2 separate regions of the Homo sapiens genome follow, and region 1 is linked to region 2. The links are chromatin contacts, found by Hi-C or POLR2A ChIA-PET in ENCODE. All regions are on one chromosome and are shown on one strand. The core of a region is the stretch at or near the end of the contact, and the rest is flanking DNA. Distances in the headings are between cores, read along the strand shown. Region 1 overlaps MEGF11 (multiple EGF like domains 11). Region 2 overlaps INTS14 (integrator complex subunit 14).

Region 1 (4,551 bases), core at 254-2,753, 320 kb after region 2:
TATGGAGACCCCATGTGCACAGGTGACTTCATTTCTACATAGCTGCTTGGACCCTTGACTGTGACCTGCCCAAACCACATAAATTTGCCCCTTAGAGGGTACTTAGTTTTTTAGTACAAGGAAGTGGTGGTAAGTCCAAGAACCCCAGCATGGCCCATCTGTCCCACTTTGGGTTCTCTGAACTCACCAGCCAAGGAGTAAGGCAATAAGGCACAGAGCTTCTGGTTTGGAAGCTGAGGACTAGTAGTATTTAAAGAAAGGCTATTGCACCTGCCTCAACTGCATATTTTCTAACGTGATGAATAACCACTTTATGTAGCAATTATAGTCTTCATTCCAATTAGGTCATTTGAAACTTGTTACATAATGAATAGGGCTGTGCAGAAAGGACTATTACTACTTCAGAATGAGGAATCTGAAGCTCAGAAAATTTGCTAGTATAATTCCTAATGTTAGTAAGTAGTTGAACCCCTATTGTCTCTTAGTTGATACCAATCAAGATGTTTTCCCTCACTACGTGTCTTGTTATCCAGTGCTCCTGTCCTTATCTCTAAAGGCAAACTGTATCTGCAGCAGCTCCACCTTACTCTGAACTCACCAGTCAAGGAGTAAGGCAGTAAGGCACAGAGCTTCTGGTTTGGAAGCTGAGGACTAGTAGTATTTAAAGAAAAGCTATTGCAGCTGCCTCAACTGCATATTTTCTAACATGTGAGGAATAACCACTTTATGTAGCACGTATAGTCTTCATTCCAATTAGGTCATTTGAAACTTGTTACATCGTGAATAGGGCTGGGCAGAAAGGACTGTTGTTTCTACTTTAGAATGAGGAATCTGAAGCTCAGAAAATTTGCTAATATAATTCCTAATGTTAGTAAATAGTTTAGTCAGGACTCAACCCCTGTCTTCTCTTGATACCAATCAAGATGTTTTCCCTCACTACGTGTCTTGTTATCCAGGGCTCCTGTCCATATCTCTAAAGGCAAACTGTATCTGCAGCAGCTACACCTTACCCTTAACAAGGAATGTCTTTCATCTATGGGGCTAAGCCCAGCTGAGAGAAAAAGGCTAAGCTCTTAAGTTTTTTGTGGATATCCCATGACTGAGTTAGGGCAGTAGGAGAGCCTTGAAGTTCAATGCCTAAAAGAACCTCGGCCAGTTGATAGTGCCTCTTCTCATTTTCACCAGAAAAGTCGGGGCTACTTTAAAGTTTTGGGGAATCAATTGTTGGCTCTGGAGCAGGGGATGATCCTAAATGGATAAAAGAGAAGTTGATGTCTGTGGGGAGGGGCTAAGCTCAGGGGGAAGTATCTTCCATACAGGAGCAGAGGATGGAGCAGTGCATGTATGTGTTGGCTGGGTGGTGAGAAAAGGGTGTTGAATTATGGACTCTTCTGTACCCCATCTCTACTGGGACTGGAGAATGGGGAAGGGCTGGGCAAGCTGGAAACTCCACCTCAGGAAGCCACTTTGTTCTCCAGCTGAGTCATCCACCTGCCTGCAAGAGGGGAGGGCAGGGTTGAGTGGAAGAATAACCAGCTGCTCTTAGATACTTCCTCATCCTTTCATAGCCCCACCCCTGTCCCAGTCCCAGCCCTTCAGGGCATTTTGCAAAGAAAGAGGAAGCATCAACCCAGGCTACCCAAGCTCTGGGAGTCACTCCTCCAAGGCTTGTCATTTGCATCAGGATTGGCGGCTTGGTCCTGTAATGCCCTGGCATTTGGTCTCATCTGGTTCCTGCCTCCCCACATAGTCATACACTGTCAGAGACAGAGGGGGCTTCTGAGATGAACTAAACATTTTCATTTTATAAAGGGAGCATCAAATCTAGAGAGAGGCAGTGACTTTCCAGGGCCACCTTGTGTGTGGGATCTGAGCCCACCTTGGCTTCTAGGTGCATGCTAACCTCCACTAAGGCCCAACTTAACTGTCAGGGAAAAACCCAGGCACCGAATATCCATCTCTTGCTTCTTGGCTTGCTACTATTAATAGAAGGCCACACTGCCTCTTCTCTTCCTGGGCCATAAATTAGCATCCTTCTCTTGATTGAGAGATAGGAGGAGGAGGTCTTGGGGTCAGAACACTGGCTTTAAAAAGTAATCTTCAGGATGTCATTGGGCTCCTAACTACCTAAGAGCCCAAGTTTACGCAAAGACAGACTTGGAAGTTAGATGGGAACGAGCACACAGGTGGGGAAAGTGGCAGCAACAGTGGGCTCAAGGATTCCAGCATCATAAAGGCGATGGAGAATAGCAATTTGAAATGGCTGACAAGGAATTGAACACGAGGCAGTTTGTTGCAGAATCACTGTGCTAGGGGGAGAAGGGGAAATAGAAGGGTGTTGAGCAGTGTAAGTGGTCTCCCTTAACCTCCGGGATGACAGTGAGTGGAGTTCTTCAGTAAGTAACAGGGGAAAGGGCAGGCATTGACTAAGGCTTTTGGAATGTCAGAGCTTGAAAGGGCCTCAGAGATGCTGTTAGTACAGCCCCATCGTTTTATAGTGGAAGAAACCAAGACCCAGAAAACAGTGCTGTGACCTGGTCAGCACCATACAGCAAGAACTAGGACTACAACCCACATTCCTTAACTCCTAGGCTAGGGCTTTTTCCCACTGAGTTCAGAGAACACTGAGACTCTTAATTCTTAGTAGTTCTGATTTGGTTTGGCCCAGTAGTTTTAGGAACTAGTTTCATTTGTGCTAGACTAGCTTATTAAGTGTTTATTTCGGGGGGCGTTAGCCAATTAGTGGGATTTATTCCATGTTTTGGTAAGTATTGTTATAAAGTTCTGAACTGTGACATCATATTTTCCTCTTTTTCAGTTCTCTTATTCTGATGTATTGGTCCCCAACACCTGCTGGTACATTTGCTTACATAGCTCTCTTTTCTTTTTAAAGGATGATTGTAGCCAGAGTGGTAAAATAAGATCTGGCTGGCTGCCTGCTGAGCCCTCGCCTGCACTCAGAGGTCAGATATATGATTCTACACAATAGTAATGAAATGTATGCTGAGGCAGAGACACTGCTTTCCTGAGCTTTGTTTTACATGTATGATTGCGAATCTGAAAGTAACCACCCTAATCAATGTACAGGACAACACAGTGCATAGGAAAGTTGTGTGTTCAGTTATTGGGGTTTCTGGTCCTGAGTTTATTCATGCTTGAGTCATGCGTGTTCTTCAGCTAGAAAGGCCCTTAGAGAGCTTTCTGCCCAATCCTTATACCTTTTTGAGAAAGAAACTGAGGTGCCAGGTCATAGTCACGAAATAGAACTGTTCTTTGTTTTCAGCCTTACCTACTGTTCCTCATTTGGATGGTTTAAGTCAAAACACACAGAAAATTGCCAAAATAATGCTTCCAAGGGAGTAATGTCTGTTGGCTGGCTGGGGATGACCTTTTGTCCTCAGACAGTTCTCTTGGGCTGTGTATATCCTAACAAAGGCCGATAGTGACTCAGCCTTATCGCTGTCTTGTTCAGAATGCAGTACTTACCACCATCCCCTACCCTGAGCTCACCCCACATCTAATCATCTCCCCAAAAGGACTGTAGACGACTAGCTGTTCTTGGTTAGGGAATGGTTGTGTCTTGGTGTATGTAAAACTAGGTCTGAAAGACTAGAACGGTAATCAGGGACATCTGGGTCAGTCTAGACCAGTGTTTGGGGAATAAGCTGCATAAGGGTACCCTGAGGGTGCTCTTCACACATGCAGATTCCAGGGCCCCACTCTAGATTTGCATCAGAGTTTTGAGGAGATGGGGTGTGAATATCTGTATTTTTAATAAGCTTTCCAGGTGATTCTGGTACACTGTTAGATTTAGGATATGCATTGGGACCTCTGCTGTCATATCTGTTTGGCTTAAGCGCTTTTTTCTGAGACAGAGTCTTGTTCTGTTGCCCAGGCTGGAGTGCAGTGGCACGATCTGGGTTCACTGCAACCTTTGCCTCCCGGCTTCAAGCAATTCTTGTGCCTCAGCCTCCCAAGTAGCTGGGATTACAGGTGTGTGCCACCATGTCTGGCTAATTTTTGTATGTTTAGTAGAGACAGGGTTTTGCCATGTTGGCCAGGCTGGTCTTGAACTCCTGACCTTAAGTGATCCACCTGCCTCGGCCTCTCAAAGTGCTGAGATCACAGGTGTGAGCCACTGTGCCCGGCCTTAAGCTGTTTTAAATAGACCTCCTAGACAAAAGAATAGCCCCATTACATTAGTACCACCTTTACAGTATGCAAAAAACACTTCCCATTGGTGATTTTATTGGTTACTCATGATAACCTTGTTAGACAGTAGGACAGGCATTAGACAATAGGACAGGCAAAATTATCCCAACCTTGCAGATGAGGAAACTGAGCCTTGGAAAGCTCACAGTCCAGTCTAAGGTCACAGTTAATGAGCAACAGAGTGGCAAGTGACAGAGTTCCAAAGCCCCCTATTTCACACATTCCGGCATTTAAACCTAGGGCAGGACCTGACCTTTCATCTTTGGCTTCACCTGTAGACTTCCTAGAGGGATGATCCAACTTGCAGTTCCCATGTGTTAGGGATTTGTCTTGGCTTCT
Region 2 (5,299 bases), core at 368-2,867:
AAATAGTCTCTTCAACATTTGGTGCTGAGACAACTGGATATCCACAAGCAAAAGAATAAAGTTGGACCCTTACATCATACCATATACAAAAAACTAACTCAAAATGGATCAGAGACCTACATGTAAAAGCTAAAACTATAAAACTCTTAGAAAAAAACGGGCCAGGTGCAGTGGTGTGCCCCTGTAATCCTAGCTACTCAGGAGGATTGCTTGAGGCCAGAAGTTTGAGACCAGCCTGGGCAACGTAGTGAGATGTGTTTCTCAAGAGAAAAAGAGAAGAAGAAAAAGAAAACACAGCGGGTAAATCTTTATGACTTTGGATTTGGCAATGATCTCTTAGTTAAGACAGCACAAAGCACAAACAACAAAAGCAAGAGACAAAATTTGACTTCTTCAAAACCAAAAACTTTGTGTATCAAAGGACACTATAAAGAGAGTGAAAAGATAACTCACAAAATGGGAGAAGATATTTGCAAATCATGTATCTGCTAAGGATCATAATATCCAGAATATATAAAAAACCCAACAACAAAAAGACAAACCCAATTAAAAAATGGACAAAGAACTTGAGTATATACTTCTCCAAATAATATACACAAATGGCCAATAAGCACAGGAAAAGATGCACATTATTGGTCATCAAGGAAATGCAAAAACAAAGACATACCACTTCACACCTACTATGATAGCTATATGATAATAATAATAAAAGGAAAACAATGAGTATTGGTAGGAACGTGGAGAAACTAGAACACTTATACACTGCTAGCAGAAATGTAAAATGGTGTGGCTGCTGTGAGAGAGTGTGGCAATTCCTCAGTAAGTTAAAGAGAATTGCTGTCTGACCCAGCAATCCCATTCCCATTAAAATATATACCCAAGAGTATTGAAAACAAATGTTCAGACCAAAACTTATACATGAATGTTTGTAACAGCATTATCCACAATAGCCAAAAGGTAACCCTAATGTCCGTCAACTGAGGGATAATCAAAATGTGACATATACATATAGACATATGGAATATTAGCCATAAAAAGGAATGAAGTACTGATACATACTACAACATGAATAAACCTTGAAAACATCATGCTAAGTACAAGAAGTCAAACACAAAAGGCCACAAATTGTATGATTCTGTTTACATGAAATATCTAGAATAGGTAAGTCCATAGAGACAGAAAGAAAATCAATGGTTGCCAGGGCCCGGAAGAAGGAATGTGGAGTGACTTTCCTAATGGGCACAGGGTTTCCTTTTGGAGTGATTAAAATGTTCTGGAACTAGAGAGTGGTGATGGTACATTGTGAATGTACTAAATGGGACTGAATTGTGTACTTTAAAATGGTTGAAGGTACATTTTATGTATATTTTACCAGAATAAGAAAAATAAACCCAAGATAGTAGTGAAGATTCAAACAAAAAAAATTAAAAAAAATAATTTAAGAAAAGCTCAGCTATAACTGGTGGTGAAAGTGGTTCTAATATCCCTCTGACAAGGAAGCACTGGGGTCAGGGATATCAGGAAAATAGAAGACCCTGATTTTCCAACAAAGAGGCCCCTGACACTTTAGCCTTGGCAGGATGTGGTTCAGTCTCCATGGAAACGGGGCTCAGAGACTGTGCAGTCAACAGAAACTACTTTTGTTGTCCAAGTGGCCTGTCTCTTCTCATTTGGTTTAGGTTGAACTTACTGGAAGAACAAATGTAAATAAAGGTGCTCAAAGGAGAAAAAAGTTTCAATAAGTGATTTTTAAAAACAGGTATAAATGACTTTTTGCTGATGAAAGGAGAAATGTTCCTGAATACCATGCCTGAAAGCATCATTCCTTGATAATCATATTATCATATGTTCCTGAATACCATGCCTGAAAGCATCATTCCTTGATAATCATATTATCATAACTTCCTATGGAAGTGTTTTTGTGAAATGTAATGCTATGGCTTGAGTTCTACTGAAGGGATGGAAGAAATATAGTTATGAAGACTTTTACATCTTTTCCAAAACTGTTGTTAAAGCCAATACCCATTATGTTAGTCAATGCCTCACCATATAAAAAATTTCACACTAAAATTCAATGCCAGGAAAATATGTCTCTCTAGACAAACTGACAAATTTCCTTTCTTTAGACAAGAACAACTGACCTTGGTAACAGGAAGCTCAGAGCCAAAACACTCACATAAAGTTATTATTTTGCCTTGGGTTCCTGGCACAATTGTCTTCCTTCTTCCTCCTTCCTCTAGGATTCTTATTGCTCTAAATTTTGTAAAAAATGATTTTGCTATATACATGTTTTACTGTAGGGCATCTCAAATCCCTTTTGGAAATAATGACAAACATTAGAAGTAAATGAATTACTAAGTATCAAAGGAAAAGAAAATCAAATAAAATGCCTGCCTGCCTACCCAAATGTCTCCTGTCCCCAGTGGAAAGCAACATAAATGGTAATGTTACCTGCAGGCCGCTGGGTTTGATCCAGACAGTCACATTCTGGGCATAACTGCGTTTGTTTTTGGGCTGCAGGGGGAATGGACTCTTATTGTCATCCTCGCCATAAGGGTTTTCTTTAGCATCTTAAAAGAAAAGACATTCTTGAAATGACATCTGGTAAAACACAATCAGTTACATTTCCATTTAGACTAGAAGCTCTTTGAATCACTCAATCTTTGATATCCTATCACTTTGTTAATTAAGAAAATCCATTAACTTCAGTCAGGTTGGAGAACCTGTTCTCAATAGAAAGCCACTGATGTAGGAGGCCCATTTAAGTGAAAAACAGCTTAATGTTTTTAAAGAAACAAGCTTCACTTATCTGATTTATAAATTAAGGTCAAAGGATAAAACAAATACATATTTAAAAAATATATATATATATACATACACATAGACACACATATATATACTGCAATTCTATATAGTCTAACCCAGTGCTCTCCAACTGAACTTTCTGTATGATGGAAATGTTCTATATCTGTGCTGTCTAATGTGGTAGCTACTAACTACTAAGCACTTGCCCTGTGGCTAGTGTGACTGAGAAACTGAATTTCAAATTGTACTTAATTTTAATTAAATTTAATGTGGCTAGTAGCTACTGGATTAGACAGCATAGGTCTAGGCATTAAAATAATTAAAAAGGAAAACTATATATATAGCCAAATTAAGGCAAAGGGCAAGACAAGAAATACTTTTATTGGTGAAGCATACCCCAATATGGCTTATTAGTTTATTGCTTCCAAAAATGTAAAGCCACATTGGTTTTATAGCTACATGAACAAACAGGGTTTGTCTCTGTACCTGCTTCCTGAGTCTATGAAACTGCCACAAACTTATAAAGCACACATACTTCTAATGGTGTATTTGATCTTTATTATTATTACCACCTTCTCGTGTAGACAGAGCAGGAGTCATTTTCCTACAAGTTCAGAGAACTTAAATCTCTTGCCCAAAAGTTTGTGTTGAAAAATGTAATTAGACCAGTCTGTCTAATTGAGCCAGACATTCTCTATCCCTGATTTGGTCATTAATTGAAACACCTTGATATTGGACCAACACTTCCTTTGTCAACCCTCTTCAGCCCTGACTCCTCCATAAAATACTGGCCCAACTCTCCAGACGTATTTCCATTAATATTTGTCAATATATAAACCTTCTGAGTCAGGCTAAGGTCCTGCAAGTCCTTTCCCACACAACAGTTCATTTCCAACTTTCCTGCTATTTCTATTACTCCTCACTGCCTAGAATGCTCTCCCTTCTTATTCACTCATTTACTCATTCACTTATTCATTCATTATCTATAGTAAGACCCCACTACGTAGCAAGCACTGTGCCAGGAATTGTGCCTAGAGAAGATACTTTTCAGCCTCAAGGAACTTACAGAATAAAGAATATTTATTAAGTTCCAACTATGTGCAAGATACTTTACATATTCAACTTCTCTCTTTATAGCAACTCTAGAGCGAAGATGTTATTAGTCCCATTAAAGATGAGGAAACTAAGGCACAGAGAGGTTGGACTTATACAAGGTTTCACAGTGACTCAGTTGGGCCTGCTTCAAAAGCCAACACTTTTTCCACCATTCAACACTGCTGTTCCTTACTTATCCAAACTTACCTACCTATATTCCAAGTCCAGATCCTATCTTACCCCTTCCATGAAATTGTTTCAAGTTTTTCTGGCAGATAGTGGTTTTTGTAGACCCTTTTATCCCCTAGCACTTAGTATCAGTACCAAACATTTCAACATCTAATCAGAGCCTATTTTGTACTGTCATTAGTTGTCTGGAGCCTATATGTGGTAACTAACTGGCTTAGGAGACAGGAAATATTACATTTATGAAAGAAGAAATTTTAAAAAGATAGTATAAACAAAAAATAAAAGTTATAAGATAAATTTGAAGATACAGAAGACAGAACAAAAATTTTAAAAATGGGAAAATGGGCAGAAAGAGATAGAAAATTACAAACACAAATCACAAATATATGTTCCAGAAAAGGAGAACAGAGAATACAGAAAGAGGAAATCAAAGAAATAATTGATCTTCCCAGTACTGAAGATCATGAATTGCCAGATGGAAAGGGTCCACTGAGTGCCTAGCAAAATCAATGAAGAGACCAACATTCTGAAATTCAGAATACCAGGGATACAAAGAAGATCACCAAGGAATATGGAGAAAATACAGTTCAGGGTCAAAGGTCTTTGAGTCACCATGGCACTAACTTTCCGTAGCAACACTGGACTCCAGAAGAGACAACAGAGTAATGCTTCAAAACTCTGAGGGAAAATGACTTCCAACTTAGAACTCAATTCCCAACCAAACTATCATTAAATATAAAGAATGAAATAAACATATATATATTTTCAAAATATACAAGATTTCAAAATATTTACTTCCCATGTACCCTTTTTTTCAGGAGGAGTTATGAACAGGAGATCCATAGGAGAGATGTAAAGGGGAGACTCAGGACAACACCTATGCAACAGGTCTGGGGAATAACCATACCATTTATGAAGCAGGAGGATGGGAGATGACGCTAAGAAAAAAAAAGGAAACTGAGAAAATACCTGAAGAATGTATTTTACTTAGGGAGGAATTAGTTATATAGAAAACAAGCAAAGAAAAAAAATAACTGGGACTGAGCTAGGGGACAAAAAGTTGCAAAACAAAGGAAATACAAATTGGTATAGCTTAGTTGTAAATAACATTTACATCATGTAACAAGGACTGAATACTGATTTAACCAAAAAGAACATTATAACTATATTGGGAGGATAGTAGGAGGGGAAATGTGCGTCTTGTGTAGGT

The links. Hi-C counts contacts between places; a loop is a spot of excess contacts on that map. ChIA-PET counts read pairs that join two places held with the same protein, here RNA polymerase II (POLR2A). Pooled maps may share reads with other maps.
Region 1: a loop to region 2 is called in a pooled map, with 2.1 times the contacts of the local background. The contact joins two enhancer-like sites. A Hi-C loop is called at or near these places in 3 of 50 pooled maps. POLR2A ChIA-PET finds 5 or more read pairs at or near these places in 2 of 52 experiments (activated CD4-positive, alpha-beta T cell and activated T-cell).

Annotation. Positions count from the first base shown.
Region 1 is chr15:65,901,043-65,905,593 of GRCh38, forward strand. All of the region lies in intron 24 of MEGF11 (multiple EGF like domains 11), which reads right to left. Among named protein-coding and RNA genes, the nearest start is that of RAB11A, 34 kb to the left of the region's middle. RefSeq lists enhancers at 1,315-1,534, 1,621-2,412 and a silencer at 1,454-1,618. Within about 2 kb of position 1,504, at least 6 of the 41 ENCODE cell types and tissues checked have a DNase peak (open chromatin) inside an H3K27ac peak, as active enhancers do.
Region 2 is chr15:65,582,319-65,587,617 of GRCh38, forward strand. INTS14 (integrator complex subunit 14) reads right to left here. Exons shown (of 12, transcript NM_001394796.1): 10 at 2,452-2,570. Among named protein-coding and RNA genes, the nearest start is that of INTS14, 26 kb to the right of the region's middle. Within about 2 kb of position 1,618, at least 8 of the 41 ENCODE cell types and tissues checked have a DNase peak (open chromatin) inside an H3K27ac peak, as active enhancers do.